Regions from separate parts of the Homo sapiens genome. Here all the other regions are linked to region 1. Evidence: read pairs that join two places in POLR2A ChIA-PET (ENCODE). Cell type or tissue: Panc1. All regions are shown on one strand. Links, peaks and the distances in the headings refer to the core of each region. The heading gives the core; the rest is flanking DNA. Region 1 overlaps MIER1 (MIER1 transcriptional regulator). Region 2 overlaps DNAI4 (dynein axonemal intermediate chain 4). Region 3 overlaps DNAI4 (dynein axonemal intermediate chain 4).

Region 1 (10,629 bases), core at 2,909-6,908:
GCCAGGAGAGGCCCGGCCCTGCTGGCGCCGCTGCCCACCTGTTGTCCGGAACAGGCCATTCTCTGGGCGGGAGCTTCGCCTGGAACTTAGTTGGGATGGGTCCGGGGGTAGGAGGAAGCGGAGGCGTACTTGGACTTCGGGGGCAGTTTGAAGGGTAGTGCAGCGTAGTAGTGCGGTGCGAGGGGGAGGGGGCGCCCGCCGGGGAAGGGGTGCCTGTGGCGCAACTTCGCCGGCCGGTGCTAGGGGCCAGGAGAGAAGCTGCTGCTTCCTCTTGCGAAGTTTTTTCCCTTCCTAACCGAGATGCTGTTGCGCCCTTCCGCGTCACCCCCATCCATTTGCGACTGACATCCAGTCTGTGTTAGTGGGGAAAACGTAAGGCTGACGGCCTTTGATTAACTCTGTAATTTTCATGATCGTGGTAAAATGAGAGTGGATAAATTAATCTGGCCAGCCGCAATCCAGCCCTCCAGGTTGGGGGGAGTCTGCCCATTTATCCAGACAGTTCCATCTCCCGCTCCCCAAGGTACAACCTCTGAGCTGCTTTTCCACCTCCCCCCACCACCTTCACTTTCCAGGCTTCCCCCCACCCCCTTTCCAAATCAAGGCTACCTATTCTTGTCTTCTTTCTCTTCTAATTTTTCTTTCATTGGAGAAGCTTTTTCTTGTTTCTTTTTGCTCGTTTTATAGTAAACAAGTTCCTAAAGCCCCTTTTTTTGATTTTACATATTTGGGCCGCAGTTGGCGGGCATACAACTGCTGTTGATTTATTAATCGGAACTAAGTATACGCTACTGGAACTTTAAATAACTGGAAGTTTAAAAAATGTTTAAAATATCTGAAGTTTTGTGGGATTTGTTTTGTTTCCGTTTTTCCTTACCCGTGGAAGAATTTCAGTATTCTTTATTCCTGAGAGTTCGAGATGATGTATTTGGATTTTTTTTATGACTCCTTTGAAATAAGCCACTGTAAATTTTGATTGATAAGGCATTTCTCTTGTTTGAATTGCCATTTTCATGGTTTCACAGGCACCCCAAAACAGATTTAGGAAGGAGGGTGAGATTTTGCTGTAGCAGACAGGACTGTTTGCTGCGAGTATTCTTTTTAAAACATTCAATATCTCTAATTTACAACTAAATTTAGATCTTAGATTTATTTTCATTTCTTTTGCTCTTGGTGGTTAAAGAATTGTATTTCCAGGCACATGAATTGGAGAACGTAGTACTTTCTGTTTCCCCAAAATGTGACTGCGTTTGTTCCAGTAGACTGAGAATCGGTACCTGGATTTTAGTCCTGGTGAGGTTCTTATTCTTAAGTGTTTGTTTCCTTCATGTTTAAGGAGTTGTGTGTAGCTGGATTTATACATTTTGTCAGTTAGTGTCTTCAGTGGACCCCTTTCAGTGAATATCGGGTAAGCAGCAATGTGCTACATAGGTAATGTGGTTTCTTCTTTCATGGTGTTGCTCAGGATGGTTTGAGCTTTGAGGTGTGTAGTCATATACTAAGGCAAGATATTACTGAAGGAAAATAGCTTATACAGAGAAATTTAAGTTAAAAAACTTAAATTTAAAATTTCTGTGTTTTTAAAAAATAAATTTTATTGCCGAGGGAACTAAAAAATCTAATATGTAAAAGAAATTATGTTAACTTTTTTGTTTTAAAAATTAAAGATGGTTGCGTTATTGTAAGATAAAGGAAAAAAATATTTTGATTCACTAATCATTTCCTAATATTTTCTAATGTATGTTTTAGTTTTCTTAAATATTTTATCAGTTGGAGAATGGAATGTTTTGTGGGAACGCATGGATTGTTCAACTGCAAGAAGGAAAGAACTGGAATTTTGTTTTTATTTGGTTTTTAGTGTTTATTTAATGACCTGGTATCTTTAAACAATTTATCTTCTATATTCTTCAGTTACTTGTAGATAGTTTCATGTATAGTGAATTGGGGAAGAGTTAGAGGAACTTTCGTGATCTGTGTCCTACAAAAAAATCTAAGACAGGTGAAGAAGTGAAAAGTACAATTGATTTATAGTTTTCCTGGCCTCAATACTTGAATAATTATGACGATTTTTGAGACCAGTGGTTTTAAACAATTAGACAAAGGAGAAATGCTTGGTTGGCTTTTACTTTGAGCTCTCAGTAGATTCATTCTTTATGAAGCCAATATAAAAGCATGTGATTAAATAATCCAGATGCTGAATTATTGTGCTTTTGATCAAATAAATCTGAGGATTTAAGGATAGCTTGTGAAGTAACAGTAAGTGCAAAGCAACAGTATATATCTATTTGTTAAATCTGAGGGGGAAAACAGGTTATTGAAGAAGTATGTCTCCAGAGAAAAATGTAGGTATTATGCTTCTGGGCTTTTAAAAAAAAAAATTGATGCTTCCTACAAGAGCATGACCCTGACCATGTTTTTCCAGAAAAATATTTAATTCTTGAATAGAAAGTGCTTTAGATGAGAATAGGATATACTAATTTTTTATATTTGATCTGATTATCTTAGTCCATAATAGGAAGTATATATTGGTTCTTCAGTTGTGATAACATTAAAGCCGTATTTAATGTACTTAGAATAAATAGCATATGCTCCCTTGCTTAATACTTTTTGGCAATATTTCTCATTGCTTATTATCCCTTAAAATTATTTACCAACCTTCTAAAAGGACGCTCTCCTAGTCACACTTGAAGGAAATTACAGGATAGTTGCAGTTTTACTAACTGCAAAAATAAGAGGAAAATGAGAGAAAAAATGAGAGGAAGAAATAGTTAATCCTTTGGGTTTTATAAGGAATGTACTAGGGACCTTTGGGAACGAACAATTTGTCTTGTATTTTAGCGTTTGTAAACACGTAAGGGACTTTCTTCTCAAGGAAAAAAATCCATGGACAATTCAAGACCTGTCTTTTCACCTAGGCCACATTTCTGTGATATAAAGAGAAAATTAATGGATTTGCTTCTTTCTATTTAAGTATTTTAGTACTTTCAAAGAGGGTATATAATCTGTTTATTCACTTTCACACCTATCCATTTCTCTTTAAAATGGACTCCTTGCTTAGTATTTTTTGAGTGTATTTGGATTTTTTTAACGAAGGATTATGTTAAATGTTACTTATGAAAACATTAATTTCTACTCTAAGCAAAATGTGTTTCACTGCAGTGAATTTAAGCTTCAAATAATTCTCGACACTAATAATGAATTTTTTTTCATGTTTATACTTCAGAGCTATTAAGATTTTAAAAGTAGTCAAGATCACCAGTGCGTGAGAGTCCTAAAAATCTTAATTCATTGGCAGTTAAGAGTTAGGGTACTTTAATAGGTGGGAAAGGTTTGGTGGGAGAAACAAGTGAATTACTTTAAGATAATTCTGGTAAGTGAGACTAACCAGTTTTCTAAATAATTCAGAAATAAAACACTGCCATTGAAGCTTAAGCATGTCTTTATGAAAAGTAATCAGCTATCTAGAAATGCCTGCCTGGCTTGATGTTCATTCAAAATTCATTGCAGTGATTAAATTGTTCAAGTACCAGTCATTGCTTGGGGCTTGTTCTGTTTGTCTTATTCTGTGGCTTAGAACAATAACTTATTATGTAGGTATGAAATTCATGAAGTAGCACCCCAAAAAATTGTTTTTGCAAATTGAGATTTTTTTAACAGTCCTAGATTTAAAAAAATAAATTTAAACATATCCCATGCATTTAGCTGCATACTCCTTAGTAGTGTTAGGTTTCTAGAGCAATTTATAATAAAAGTAAAGTTAGGTCTTGAAGAAATCTAAATCTTTTGATCATAGAGAAAATGAAAGTGAGCAGAGAGTTTACGTAGTTTGTCCTAGGTCGTGCAATTCATCTATGGCACAGTTTAGACTGGAACCCAGCCTTCTGTATTCCTAGATTCCTAGTGCTTATTTTCTTTTTCTTTCTTTCTTTTTTTTTTTTTTTTGAGACAGGGTCTCTCTCTGTTGCCCAGGCTGGAGTGCAGTGGCGCAAATCATAGCTCACTACAACCTCAAACTCCTGGGCTCAGGTGATCAATCCTTCCCTCAGAGCCTCTCAAGTAGCTGGGACTATAGGCATGTGCCATCATGCCCGGCTTTTTTTTTTTTTTGTGGAGACAGGGTCTCGATATGTTGATCAGACTGGTCTCGAGCTTCTGGCCTTAAGTGATCCTCCTGTCTTGTGCTGGGATTATAGGCGTGTGCCACTGTTCCCAGTCCTTATTTTCTATGATATCATTTTACTTCTGAATTATTAATACTGTAGTAAATTGCTAATTTTAATTTCAGTACATTCTTAACCTTTTTATACCCCAGAATTCCTGAGAGTAATAACAAAGTTAAGTAACTTAATTTTATTGGAGGAGAGGGATGGTGAGCCAGCCCTTGGCACGGTAACCATCTTTCACCCTAAAGTAGGACCCCTCTTTCCAGGCTTCTATCCCCATCTCCATTGCTGTGAGAATCTCTGACTTAGAGTCTACATAACTAAGTAGATGACGGCAATACTTAAAAGAAATGGTGGTAGAATTGTTTTGAGGGGAAAAATTTGTTCAGACGGTAATACTCATTGCAAATAAGCTTTTGATTGCCTGGAATAAAAAAATCTAGTAATTACTTCATGTTTTTACTATGTTGTTGTTAGGGTTTTTTTGGTGAAAATAATGGTAATGTTGTAGTTAGTTATTTCTTTACTCTCTCTCAAATTATAGTCTTCTGTTGTATGGGACATTTCCCACCATGTTCTAGAAAAATATAAAAGAGAATTATTTCAGCAAATCTGAGGCATTGAATATTCGTTACAACTATTAGCAATTTTATCAACTAAATCATACAAATATGTGGGTGAGGGTCAACTTGCTATAAAAGTTGCTAGAGTTTGTTTTTAATTTGTTTTAGCCCATTCATACTCTGTGTACAGTCTTTCTGTCTCTCTAGTGTTGTTTTCCATCTCAGATAAGATAAATATGTACCCCCTAAAACACTGAATTTTTCAAAATTACAGCTTAAAAAATAGTAACAAGTACTAGGTTTTCTTAAAAATCAAAATTTAGAGGAAGAAAATGAAAATGTCTCATAATTCCACAAGATAATCAGTTCCCAGTGACTTTCATTTTAAGAAAGAATGCATAGTACATGAAAGTGGTTAGAAAATTTCAACAGTACAGAAAGGTATTAAATGAAAAAAGCCTCTTCTCCCTGACCCCATTCCCTAGAGGTAACTATTGTTAACAGGTTCTTGTATGTCCTTTTGAGGAAAAAAAATTTATTCCATATTATTTCATATTCCAGCCCAGTTTACGCCCTGTTCTACAGTTTTCTTTATACTCCTAATTTTTTTTGGCATTTATTTCTCTATCAACACAAACAGATATCTCTATTTTTAATGGAGTCATAGTGTTCTATTGTTTGGAAGAACTATGTATGGAAGAACTATGTATCATTTCTAATCAGCTAATGCATGGACTTTAAATGTTTTTCTACCTTTTTGTTATGAACAACTTTGTGGTAGTGAATGTTTTATATATATATGTCTTGGTGTCTTTTTTAAAATATATCAGTAGGATAAGTTCAGGTTAGCAAAATGATCTCCAGTGTGGTTGACATAACTTTTTTCTACTGATAAGGTTATGAGTACATGTTAAATATATTTTAATGCCCAATTTTAAATCATCTTTCCTAAAAAAGGTATTTTTTCTAAAAATAGGTATTGTTATAAATAAGCACTTACTTAGCTTTAGTTTAGTTTTGTTTTGTTTTTGTTTTTTTTGAGACGGAGTCTCTGTTGCCCAGGCTGGAGTGCGGTGGCGCTTTCTGGGCTCACTGCAACCTCCGCCTCCTGGGTTCAAGCATTTCTGCTTCAGCCTCCCAAGTAGCTGGGATTACAGGCGCCCGCCACCAAATTTTTTATTAAAAAAAAAAAAAGTTTTTGTATTTTAGTAGAGACAGCGTTTTGCCATGTTGGCCAGGCTGGTCTCGAACCCCTGACCTAGGGTGATCTGCCTGCCTCGGCCTCCCAAAGTGCTAGGATTACAGGCGTGAGCCACCGTGCCCACCTTAGTTTTGTTTTTCTCTCTCCTTTCTAGTTTATGGTAGTAATTAATGGTAGATGTTGTGGGTTCTCCAGGAAGGTATTGTTAAGATAACAGTTTCTGAAGACTGATAAGTCTGACATGACAGATGACTACTTGCAGTCACATTTTAAACATACTTTGAACTGATGAAAATCATTTCAAAAAAGAGAGGCCGGGTGCGGTGGCTCACATCTGTAATCCCAGCACTTTGGGAGGCTGAGGCGGACGGATCACGAGGTCAGGAGATCGAGACCATCCTGGCCAACATGTGTGAAACCCATCTCTACTAAAATACAAAAAATTAGCCAGACGTGGTGGTGTGCACCTGTAGTCCCAGCTACTCGGGAGGCTGAGGCAGGGGAATTGCTTGAACCCAGAAGGCCGAGATTGCAGTGAGCTGAGATTGTGCCACTACACTCCAGCCTGGGTGACAGAGCGAGACTCCATCTCAAAAAAAAAAAAAAAAAAAAAAGAGAAAAAGAAAAAAGTGAGGGTGAAGGAGGAGAGAAGTGAAGAGTGGAAAATTTTAGCAGTTATTTCTCTAGAAGGTACAAAAGGACACTATAAAAGGTATAGAAGGAAGAGTCAGGGTCTAGACTTCAGGCCTGCCTTCACCACCTACCATGGAACCTTGATCTAGTCAGTGTGTCTCCTTGGGTTTACTAATTTATAAAAGAGGTGGGCAGGGCAGGTATTATTCCTATATTTATGATTATGATCAGCTAACTAGATGCTTTTGAAAATGTGTAGCACTGGGTTGGGCATGGTGGCTCATGCCTGTAATCCCGGCACTTTTGGGAGGCCAAAGCAGGGAGATCACTTGAGGTCAGGAGTTCGAGACCAGCCTGGCCAGCATGGTGAAACCGTCTCTATTAAAAACACAAAAGTTAGCGAGCCATGGTGGCGCACGCTTGTAATCCCAGCTACTTGGTAGGCTGAGGCAGGAGAATCGATTGAATCTGAGAGATGGAGGCTGCAGTGAGCCAAGATCATGCCACTGCACTTCTGCCTGGGTGACACAGCAAGACTCCATCTCAAAAAAAAGAAAAGAAAAGAAAATGTGTAGCACTATATGAATGTAAGCTGGATGTACTATTTTATTTCATATCTAAATAAAAATTACCCTTATTCCACACCCAAACTTCCTATATTAAGATGCTAAACTCACTTGTTATTTTGAAAGATCATCATTTTTGATAATTAGCTATACAAAGTAATGTTTTACAGTATGAAATGTTTTCAAATACCAATTTTTTAGAAACTCATCTTTGATTTAATGGGATGTATTTAACTTTAAAGAATCTAATCTCAATCCTACCCCCAAACATATAGAACAGAATTTTATTTTGGAAGTAAAATACTAAAATATGTATGGATACTAAATGTATCTGTAGGCAGACCACTCCTAGTTCTCCACTTGTGCTAATCTAGATATGCCTTTAAATCAGTCATTGAAACATTCTAGTATGTCTGACATAATCACTAATGTTACCTTTGAACACTGGGTGTTCTACTCTGTATCAGCTATGCTTACAAATGCTACTAGTCCTCAAGCGTTTGGTATCTTAATCATTGGGAAGTGTTTGCAGCCTTTTTCAGAACTTTAACTATTTACCAATGAAGCAACAATCAGTAAGATATTTATTGGCATTCAGTGCTCCTGAGGCCTTTTACAAACTGAAATATATGGACACCATTTACAATTCAAAATCTCTATTGTTAATATCTAACATCAATAAAAATGTAACTTTTATTCTTCAGTAACTTGTAATTAGAAAGCCTTTTTTTAAATCAGAGAACTGTTAAATGGAATAATTATTCCAGTGTTCATAAGTCTTATTTTGTGTGGATAGTGAGCTAGGATTAGATGAAGATGATCATTAACATTGCTTGTAGCCTTACAGAGAAGATTGTGCCTACAGTTGGGAAGTATAACTGCGTGAAACACAAGTGGATTAATATTTTAAAATATTGATTTACTATGTAATAATTTGTGTGGTGGTTAACTCCATTTTGAACCAGAAATGTGTAGCTCTGCCCAAAAGATGTTAAGCAAGCTAGAAACCCTTTTTGTGGTTGCATTACTCTTGTCATGTCACCCTACTCTCCAAGCTTCCCATTAGAGGAATGAGATTTAAAAGTAGCACTGTATTGACTGTGTTCTGGCAGAGTAACTTTAAAATAATGGTAGTGGTGTACCATTGGAAATATGCAATACTGGTTATTGTCAGATTTTTGCTAGACAATGCTATAGGAAGGAATTATTCTAAGAATTTAACAGAAAAAGTAGGACCTTTGAAAAAGTGTGCCACAAAAGAATGAGTCACCATATGGAATCTAGAATCCCATACTTACTACAATTACATAATATGTACAGTTTTAAAAACAAATTTTAATACTTTATAGGAATTTGTCTTAGACACATTGTTTTTGAAAAATAGAGAATTTCCCTCTTTTCTGTTTTCTTCTTGCCTCTCTTCCCCATTACTTAGCAGAAAGAAAATACTGCAAGATCCCTATCTTTCCTTTGCTAGTGCTTTTGGCCTCCCACCATCTGTATTTTCTAATGGGCATGAAATAGATACTTCTGAATGAATTGGTGAAGTTTTAGTTCATGTTATTTGAAGCATCTTTTGAGTTTTTAATATTTGTTTTGTGGGAGTCTTATGTTTGTAGATTATTTGTTTATAATTGTGAATTAACTGAACTAAGATAAAACACAACTGCGCATTGTCAAGCAGTAACATTACTAAAATAAATTGCTACCAATTTTATCTTTAAATTTTCAAGTTGTTTGTGGTTAAATTTATGACAGGTAGAATGGTGGAGTGGAAGGAGCATTATAATTGGAAATCTGTGCAGTCTTGCATCAGATAACCTAAACTTTCTAGGCATTAGCTTGAATGCTTGCTAATTCTGTTATAACTTAAAAATATATTGTTTATCTGTAAAGTTAACCTAATATAGTATTTGGTGCTTAAACAGAATTTTAATTTTTCCTTTTGCTTTGTTACAACTTAATTTTTATTTGAGATAGTGTCCTAAATTGTTTCTGTCTCCCATCTTACACTCACTTTTTTTAAGTCGGAGACCAGCTTGATAGCAAACTTTGTTCATAGTTCTGTGTTGATAGGAGAAAATCTATTTCAGAAAATTCCAAGATCTAAAATCATACTACTTAAACCACATATGTTATGAAGCCCACATGTACCTTTAAAATCTGAATTCTATACTATTGTCTTTATTTCTGGATTCAGGAGTGTTTGGAATTTTTCTTTATGCTTAAATATAATGAAAGGGAAGGGATTATATGGGAAGTTTTAGTTTGTCTTGGAAAATGCAGACATTAAAACTAAAATGCAGACATTAAAACTTACTGTAGTTTTTGGCATCATAGTAGTCATTGAATAATTTCGGTAATGTTTGTGAAGATACATTATACAGAAATACTAATTTTTCCTCTTTTCTCCCCTTCTCAGCCATCTGTTGAATCTTCAAGTCCAGGTAAGTATTTTCCATATTTTTTATAATCTCGATTTGAGTAACATTTGTCCTACTAGTTGCATAAAGACTAGAGGAGTTAGACTATTATCTGACTTGCTTTTCTTCTGAATGCTTCTTTTCTCTGGGGAAAAAGAAATGGATGAAAGGTTTGACTGCCCATGAAAGTACAGGTGAGGCTACTGTGATTTCATCCTAAAAATGACTATTTTTGGGTTTTCTTTTTTTTTTTTTTTTTTTTTGGTGAGTTGCCATATGTATTTCTCACAGTTTTGTATTATTGTTTGACTTGTAGTATATATATAAATTGTGCTTTTTAAAAAGGAATCATTAGCTTAGAAATATTTGCTTGTGTAGGGATTTCAAAGTATTTTTATTTGAGAAAAAATTGTTAGTGCATTACAGAGGGAGGGGAAAAATAAAGTAAGCAAACGATTCAACAAGTGAATATTTAATGTAAATAAGGAATATTCTAAATAAGGAAATCATTCTTAGATTTGAATAGGATCAAGTTTTAGGTTCTGAGCACACATCTAGGATTTTTGTATTCTTTCTCAAATACAGTACATATTCATTTTTTCCTAACTTAGAGATTGCAAACCTGTGATCTTTGAATCAGATCTGTGCCACAAATTTTTGTTTGGCCACTGTAGTGATCTTTAAGAATATTTTATATATGAAATCTGGATTTAGGGTTCCCATGGTCTGGCACCACTGGGTACAGTAGTTCTACATGGCAGTAATTCATTGGAGTTGAAGCAGTGAGGAAAGAGTCAAGTACTAGTCTTTTATCCTCAGTGTCCAGTGACTGTCAAGAGAAATGGGACTGCCTTCTGCATGGGATATGTGGGTTAAAGAGTAGTCCAATATAGAAGAGTGAGAAAGTGAACCCTCTGAGGCATAGTAATGTTTTATTTGAAAACATCTCACATGTATTGAATACTTAGATAGGATGTATTCTGTATTACTGAATTTTCCAGATTATTGAAGCAATCACCTTTCTGTGTTTAAAGTTTTAGAAAGAAAGCTTTTAAAAATGCTTAACATAAGATAAGCCTG
Region 2 (4,000 bases), core at 1-4,000, 87 kb before region 1:
TGTATTTTTTAATACATGATTAAAGGTTGATTAAGATAATCTCTAAAATCCTTTAAAATATTCTGTGATCATATGAGATGCGATTTGTAGCAATGAGAACAGGAAGAATGCTTCTGCAATAGATTTGGGAGTAGTAATAAAAGTAAGAACTTAGAAAGTAACAATGACAATGGAAAAGAAGAGGTTGAATATGAGAGATACTATAAAAATGACTAAGTAATTGAATGCAGGAATAAGGGAGAAGAAAGAGCTATAGATGCTTAGGAAGTTTTGAATCTAAGACAATCTGCTTCTGTGGGCATCCTAGTCTGGACTCTAGTGCTACTCACGCATTTAGTGCTGAAAGCTTTAGAAACATGTCCTCTGATAATGATAACTCAATCTGGAGATTACATTTAGAAATATATACTAAAACCCTTACATTTTAAAAATTATTTGAGTTTGTCTAAACATGATATCTTCTTTTTCTTTTTTTAAGAGACAAGGTCTTGCTCTGTCACCCAGGCTGGAGTGCAGTGGCATGATCATAGCTTGCTACAACCTTGAACTCCTGGGCCCAAGCAATCCTCTTCCTCAGCCTCCCAAAGTACTGGGATTATAAGCATAAGCAACTGCACCCAGCCTAAACATGTTTATTTTTTTTAAATACCTTTTAAAACAGGAAGCTGACGATAAGCTGCAAGTTTGGGCTGAAATATATTTTCCATCAGAACCCGTTCCATAAAAAATAAGTCCTGATGAAATTTGTCAGATTTTAATATTGCATCTGAGTGGTCTTCCTCATCTTCATGGATTTTTGCCAGAATTACATTTTCTATGTCCATTAGAGAACTAGTTTCACTATCTACAAAATACAAACATGATACAATGATAAAATATTCAAATGGATGGTTCATACATTCTAAAGATTTTAAAAATGACATTTCATCATTTGTATTTATTTTCCTCCAGTTTCCAACAACTTTAATAGACATTTATTGAATATCTTACGTACCAAGCACATGAAAGATGCACATATCTCATTTTGGAATTCTTAACCATCAAAAACTGTACTATTTTTCAGAAGATAGGCAATGATAACCTCCAGAGGTAATTTTTGTCTTTATTCTTTTAAAATTCAAGTTGAAATAAGATGATCAGCCTTCAGAAAAAGGTCTGATTTGATTATTGCTATACAGAAATACTATACTATTGTATTAAGTTTTCTCTTGCTGCTGTAACAAATCACAGTGGCTTAAAACAATGCAAATTTATCTTACAGTTCAGTAGATTAGAGGCCTAACAGATGTCACTGAGCTAAAACCAAGAAGTTGATAGGGCTTTGTTCCTTTCTGAAGGTTTTAAAGGAGAATTTGTTTCCTTGATTTTTTCAGTTTCTGGGGGCCACCACAACCTTTCCTTCATCTTCAAAGACAGCAACATTGATTGCATTCCCGCTGACCTTCTTCTGTCATCACGTCTCTCTCCCAGACCACAGCTGGAAAAGATCTTTTACTTTTTAGTACCCCATGTGATTAGACTGGGCCCAATAAGATTATCCAGGATAATCTCTCCATCTGAAAATCCCCATTGTAATCACATCTGGAAAATCTCTTTTGCCATGTTAGGTAACACATTCACAGGTTCCAGGGATTGGGGTGTGCACAAATTTCTGGGACTATTGTTCTGCCTACTGCACTACTTAGTAAACTCTTATTTTAAAAACAGAATGAAGGAAACTCTTGCTTCTTTATCTTTATAGATAGAGGGAGCACACTTTTCCCTATTCTTCCTGCTAAATTCAACTAAAAACACTGGAAATTTTAGAAAACAACAAACATAAGCAGTCTTTGAAAGGTGAAGAGAAGGAATGGGTATATATATATATTCCAGATATGGAGCTGAAGAAGTCAGCAACCTGGGAACACTGATGGGCACAGGCAAGAAAAAAATCCCCAAAAGAAGCCTCCTCTCTTTAGCCAAATGACCAGGAAAAGCATAGCCTTGAAAGAAAGAAAGCTTTTAGATGGCAGCCATTCTACTCCAGCCAAGCACAGAAAAAATTGTAGCCCCACCCATGTGACGAAGGCCTAGAGGGAGCCTAGTCTTACACCCTCACTAGGCTGTAACAAGGTGTCCCAAATCCCTGACCTTTCACTGTGTATGGTGTCAGAGAAGGCCCAGCAGGCAGGCAGGACTTTCATCCCTACCAAACATAATGATAGTGGTCCCCTTCCTACAGTGTCAGTGGAGACCAGCTGGGGATCCTGGAATTCCAACCTATCCAGTAGTAACAAAGTATACCTCCCTCTTCCCACTGGAGTAGTCAGAGTTGGACTGGTGAAGAGTCAAAACTTTTATCACTCCCCAGCAGTAATGAGAACAACCTCCACTCTGTTGTGTCAGTGTAGGCCACATGTGTAGCACTAATGAAGCATTCTTATATCTCCTAGCCATGGTGTTGTCAATGGAAACCAGAGCTCCTATCACTGCCCCATGGTAATGAAGACACAACTTCCCCTGATGTCATTGGAGGTCAAGTGGCAAATATAGACTTCTACTCCCGCCTGGAAATAATCAGGCAGTGACTCCCACTTTCCCCTGCCAGAACAGTGTCAAACAAAGCCTGCTAAAATGGAAGTTTAGAAAAGATCCAGACTCTTACAATACCCCAAATGTCCAGGTTTCAATTGAAAGTCACTCATAATACCAAGAACCACGAAAATGTTAACTTGAATGGAAAAAAGCCCCTATACACCAACATCAATGTTAGAATTATCTGACAAAGAGTTTAAAGCAAACATCATAAAAATCATTCAACAAGTATTTATGAACACACTTGAAACAAATGAAAAAATAGAAAGTATCATCAAAGGAATAGAAAGTCTTAGCTAATGAATAGAAAGTCTTAGCAAATGAAAAGAAAAACCAAATGGAAATTTTAGGAGTGAAAAACATAACTAAAATTTAAAACTCAATGGATGGGCTCAACAGCAGAATGGAAGAAAAATAAATCAGTAAACTGGAAGAGAGAACAATGGAAATAACCCAATCTTTAAAACAGACAGAAAAGTCTGAAAAAAATGAAGACTCTCAAAAACCTCTGCAACCATAACAACATATGTACCATTCATATCATTATCATCCGAGGATTGGAGGAACGGGGTGAGCCTGAAAAAGTACTTAAAGAAATAATAGCTGAAAACTTCCAAAATTTGGCAAAGGACAATAGCAAACATATTCAAGAAATGAATAAATCACAATGATGATAAACTCAAAGAAATGCACACCAAGACACACCATACTAAAATTTCTAAAAACAGAAGACCAAAAAAAAAAAAAAAAAATCTAGAAAGCAGCAAGAGAGAAATGACACCTTATCTTTAGGGGGAAAATACTTTGAATAGCAGCAGATTTCTCATTAGAAACCCTAGAGGCCAGAAAAAAGTGGCACACATTCTCTGGGTTCTGAGTGGAAAGAATGGTCAATGCAGAATTCTATACCCAGTGAATTTTCCTATGGGAATAATTCTATACCCAGTGAATTATCCTATAGGAATAAAGAGGAAATTAAGATGTAGTATTCTCAGATGAAGGAATACTAAGAATTTGTCTCAAAAAAAAAAAGTCTTCCCTAAAGAATGGCTAAAGGCAGTTCTCTAAACAGGAAGAAAATGAGAAAGGAATTTTAGAACATCTGAAAGGAAAAAAGAACAATGGGAAGAGAGAAAATAAAGATAAATAGAATATACTTCTTATTCTTTTGAGTTTTCTTCATTACGATTGACAGTTAAAGCAAAAATTATTACATTGTCTGATATAGTTTTAAATGTCTAAATATTAAATGTTTATATATCTAAATATCTTTCTAAATACTTAGAAAAAATATTTAAGGCAAATATAAATGGGGGTGGAATCTAAAGGGAGGTAAGGTTTCTACGCTTTACTTGAACTGGTAAAATGTCAACATCTATGGACTATTGTGTATGCATAATGGAATATGTAAATTAAATAATAAAAA
Region 3 (4,000 bases), core at 1-4,000, 63 kb before region 1:
GGCATGATGGCAGGTGCCTGTAATCCCAGCTGCTTGGGAGGCTGAGGGGGAGAATTGCTTGAACCCAGGAGGCAGAGGTTGCAGTGAGCCAAGATTGTGCTATTGCATTCCAGCCTGGGTGACAAGGTGAGACTCTGACGCAAAAAAAAAAAAAAAAAAAAAAAAAAAAAGGAAAAATATAACTTTGCTTGTAATTACTTCTTTGGCTACACCCTACAGATTTTGGCTATGCAATGTGCTCAGGGTTGTTAATTTGTACACAGTGAGAGGTGGTAAGTATAGTAGTTAAGTGCACAAGCTCTAGAACCAGAACAGTTAGCAAACTTCTCTTTGCCTGTTTCCTCATCTATAAAATGGGGAAGCATAATAGTATCTACCTCATAGGGTTGCTGTAAAAATTAAACCAGTTAATACATGTGAAGGACATAGTGTCTGACACATTTAAAATGTTAATAGTTATGGCTGATATTCTTTGTGACATAGTAAATAATCAGTTTATATAAACGTTTAAAGAGTATAAAGTTCTATGATATAGTATGCATAAAAACCAAGATGAATAATTATGTTATTCAAATCTATATATTTATTACTTAACATGTCAAATTCTGAAAGCTATAGAACACAGTGTCCAACTACTGTTGTGGTTTGGCCAAATTATTTTTATTTTTGCTTTATACATTTCAATATTCACTTGTCGATTGACAGACTCAAAAAATGTATATTAGAACATTATAGTTTATCAAGCAGAATGATAGAAATTACCTTTATCTTCCATTATGATTTTATCACATTGAACATCTTTATTCTTTGGTGCTCCATTGAAAGTCTGCATCATCCTTTCAACATATAGGTCATTGCCTAATCTGTTTCTACAAAGGACTTCATAATTCTTGTTTCTCTGACTGTAAAAAATAAAGTGTATCCAACTCATTAATAAGAATCATCACCACACGTATTATCTCTTTATATTATTCTTTTCCCTAAAATTACTTTCCTTAATGTGGCTTGCACCAAAAAGTGAAGTGAGACTTCAAAAAAAGCCTTAGGAAAAGACTGCACTAAATGACCTCCAGAGGACTCTTTTATACTGTGTCTATTTCCCAACATCCCTACTACTATCGGTACCTTATCAATAACATGCTAGTACTAACTCCATGTAGGTTTTAGTTCTGAATATTTTTAAATTTTCCATTACTTCTTTGATGACCCATGAGGAATTTAGAAATGTGTTTTTGAACTTCCAAATGTGTATGTAAATGTGTCTGTTTTAGTTGAGATTTATGTTATTAACTTTATTGCACTGTGGCCAGAAATTTTCATTTGTATAATTCTATTCTGAAATTTTTGAGACCTTGCTTCATAGCCTTATGAATAATTTTTTATAAATGCTGCATGTGTGCTGAAAGAGAATGTGTTCTCTAATTGTTGAGTGCAGAAGTCTGTATCTGACCATTAAGTTTTTATTCAAATTTTCTATATCCATACTAATGTGTTCTCTGGTTGACCTACCAATAATTAAGAGAGGTGTGTTTAAATCTCCTACTTTAACAGGATATGTATCAAGTTTCCAATTTTTGCTTCACATATTTTCAGGTTATTTTATTTATTTATTATTTATTTATTTATTTATTTATTTATTGAGACGGAGTCTTGCTCTGTCACCCAGGCTGGAGTGCAGTGGCGTGACCTCAGCTCACTGCAACCTCCGCCTCTCAGGTTCAAGTGATTCTCCTGCCTCGGCCTCCCGAGAAGCTGGTACTACTGGCATAAGCCACCACGCCCAGCTAATTTTTGTATTTTTAGTAGACACGAGGTTTTACCATGTTGACCAGGCTGCTCATGAACTCCTGACCTCAGGTGATCCAAACCACCTCATCCTCCCAAAGCGCTGGGATTACAGGTGTGAGCCACCGTGCCTGGCCCATGTTATTTTATTAGGAATATTCAAGTTCAGGATTACTATACCTTCCTATCATTATGAAGTACACTTTATCCCTAATAATGCTGTCAGTTTAATTGTTCCTCTGTAGGTGACGTGTTTTTAAAAAATATTTTTTCTATTTTTATTTTTTAATGAAATTACTTTTATATTCCAATGCTCTTATTTATCTATTTATTTATTTATACATAATAATAATAAGAGATGTGGTCTCACTGTGTTGTCCAGGGTGATCTCCACTCACTGCAACCTTCCCCTCCTGGAGAAGCAATTCTCGTGCCTCAGCCTCCTGAGTAGCTGGGATTACAGGTGCCCACCACCATGCCCAGCTGATTTTTGTATTTTTAATAAAGACAAGGTTTCATCATGTTGGCCAGGCTGGTCTCAAACTCCTGACCTCAAGTGATCCACCCACCTCAGCCTCCCAAAGTGCTGGGATTAAAGGCTTGAGCTACCACACCCGGCCTGACAGTTTCTTAATGTTAATCATGTTTTAACTCTGTCTTTTATTTGTTTAAACATTTCACACATATTTTATATTCTATATCTGATAATATAATTATCTATAGTCTTCAGGATCTATACCAAATTCAACCTGAGGGAATTCTTCTCCTTCTCCTTCTCCCTTTCCTTCTCCCTCTCCTTCTCCCTCTCCCTCTCCTTCTCCCTCCTCTCCCTCCTCTTCTTCTTCCTTTTTTTTTTTTTTAGACATGGTCACATGGTCTCTCTCGGTTGACCAGGCTGGAATGCAATGGCATGAACACAGCTCACTGCAGCCACAACTTCCCGTGATCAATCAAGTGATTCTCCTACCTCAGCCTCCCGAGCAGCTGGGACTACAGGTATGTACCACCAAGCCCGGCTAATCAAAAAAGAAAAAAAAAATTGTGGAGATAGGGCTCTCGCCATGTTGCAGGCTGGTACAAACTCCTGGGCTCAAGCCATCCTCCTGCCTTGGCCTCCCAGAGTGCTGGGATTACAGGCATGAGCCACCACATCCAGGTGATCTGAAGGAATCTTAAGAGCCAAAATGGTGGTATGCTTTGCTCCAGAGATTTGTGTTTGCTTCTGACAGTAGGGAGTTGACTCTACTGGCCTAGGATCAGTTGAGATAATTGAGCTCCTTTTGAGAGTCTTGGCTTAACACAAGAATCTCTCTTTCAGCTCTTTCAGTGTAAGGGTTGGGAGAACCCAAGACTCATCACTGGTCTCCAGATCCATATGTTAATATTAACATTTCTTCCCAGCATTTCTCCCCTTCTGATTTCAAAGCAATTATCTGTCCCTTTCTTTTTTCCCTCTTTCCTTTTTTTTTTTTTTTTTTTTTTTGGTCCTAGGAACTTTCCCTTCCTTCTTATGAGCTTTTAAAGGTACGCTATTCATGATCTAACATGTACTATGTTTTATAGTCCAAACCATATTATAATATTTTAGATTTTGAGAAGGAATAATACCCTAAAATTATTTTAGTGATGGAGTTTTTAGTACTATAAATCCTATTCAAATAATACTTTAGGTAAAATAATCAGAATAACTATTAATAATCTACTTATAGTAGCTATATTAATTTTAGATGGAGGAGAGCGGAACAAGAAAAATTATTAGGGATAAAGAGGGATAGTACAAAATGATAAAGGGGTCAATTCTTCATGAAAACATAACAATCCTTAAATGTGTATCTGCCTAACAACAGACTGTCAAAATACTTGAGACCAAAACTAACTCTATTTATATTCATTAATAAAGAGAAATGGAAAACTTCTCTAATATAGTAAATTCATTTATTTACCCATATTTTGCCTTCCTAAGTTTTAAATATTAGGTTGGTGCAAAAGTAATTGCGGTTTGGCTATTACTATAAAAATGTCATTTCTTTCTTTTTAAATTGAAAATGATTTATATATGTATAAAAGTAAAAATAATTAAAACCTATATAGAGACTTGGAAGCTTATTCTGTTATTTGGCTTAGAAGTTCGCCTAATTATTTAAAAATATGGTAAAGCTATGGGCTCTTCCTCTAGAAAAATTTACACACAACATAAACATGAACATAAAAGTTC

The links. ChIA-PET counts read pairs that join two places held together with the same protein. Peaks named below come from ENCODE experiments on the same cell type or tissue, not always from the same donor. Only the 100,000 strongest peaks of a DNase experiment are listed, where the experiment ranks them.
Region 2: POLR2A ChIA-PET joins it to region 1 with 5 read pairs; 7 of 35 experiments call an interaction of 5 or more read pairs at or near these places.
Region 3: POLR2A ChIA-PET joins it to region 1 with 6 read pairs; 3 of 35 experiments call an interaction of 5 or more read pairs at or near these places.

The regions. Positions count from the first base shown.
Region 1 is chr1:66,930,480-66,941,108 of GRCh38, forward strand. MIER1 (MIER1 transcriptional regulator) reads left to right here. Exons shown (of 14, transcript NM_001077700.3): 3 at 9,549-9,573. Among named protein-coding and RNA genes, the nearest start is that of MIER1, 11 kb to the left of the region's middle. RefSeq lists a silencer at 1-293. In Panc1, for the core only: no CTCF peak of the experiment used is centred there; no DNase peak of the experiment used is centred there; H3K4me3 peaks cover 1,525 bases; H3K27ac peaks cover 2,424 bases.
Region 2 is chr1:66,846,835-66,850,834 of GRCh38, forward strand. DNAI4 (dynein axonemal intermediate chain 4) reads right to left here. Exons shown (of 17, transcript NM_024763.5): 8 at 650-844. Among named protein-coding and RNA genes, the nearest start is that of INSL5, 48 kb to the left of the region's middle. In Panc1, for the core only: no CTCF peak of the experiment used is centred there; no DNase peak of the experiment used is centred there.
Region 3 is chr1:66,870,608-66,874,607 of GRCh38, forward strand. DNAI4 (dynein axonemal intermediate chain 4) reads right to left here. Exons shown (of 17, transcript NM_024763.5): 6 at 763-902. Among named protein-coding and RNA genes, the nearest start is that of DNAI4, 52 kb to the right of the region's middle. In Panc1, for the core only: no CTCF peak of the experiment used is centred there; no DNase peak of the experiment used is centred there.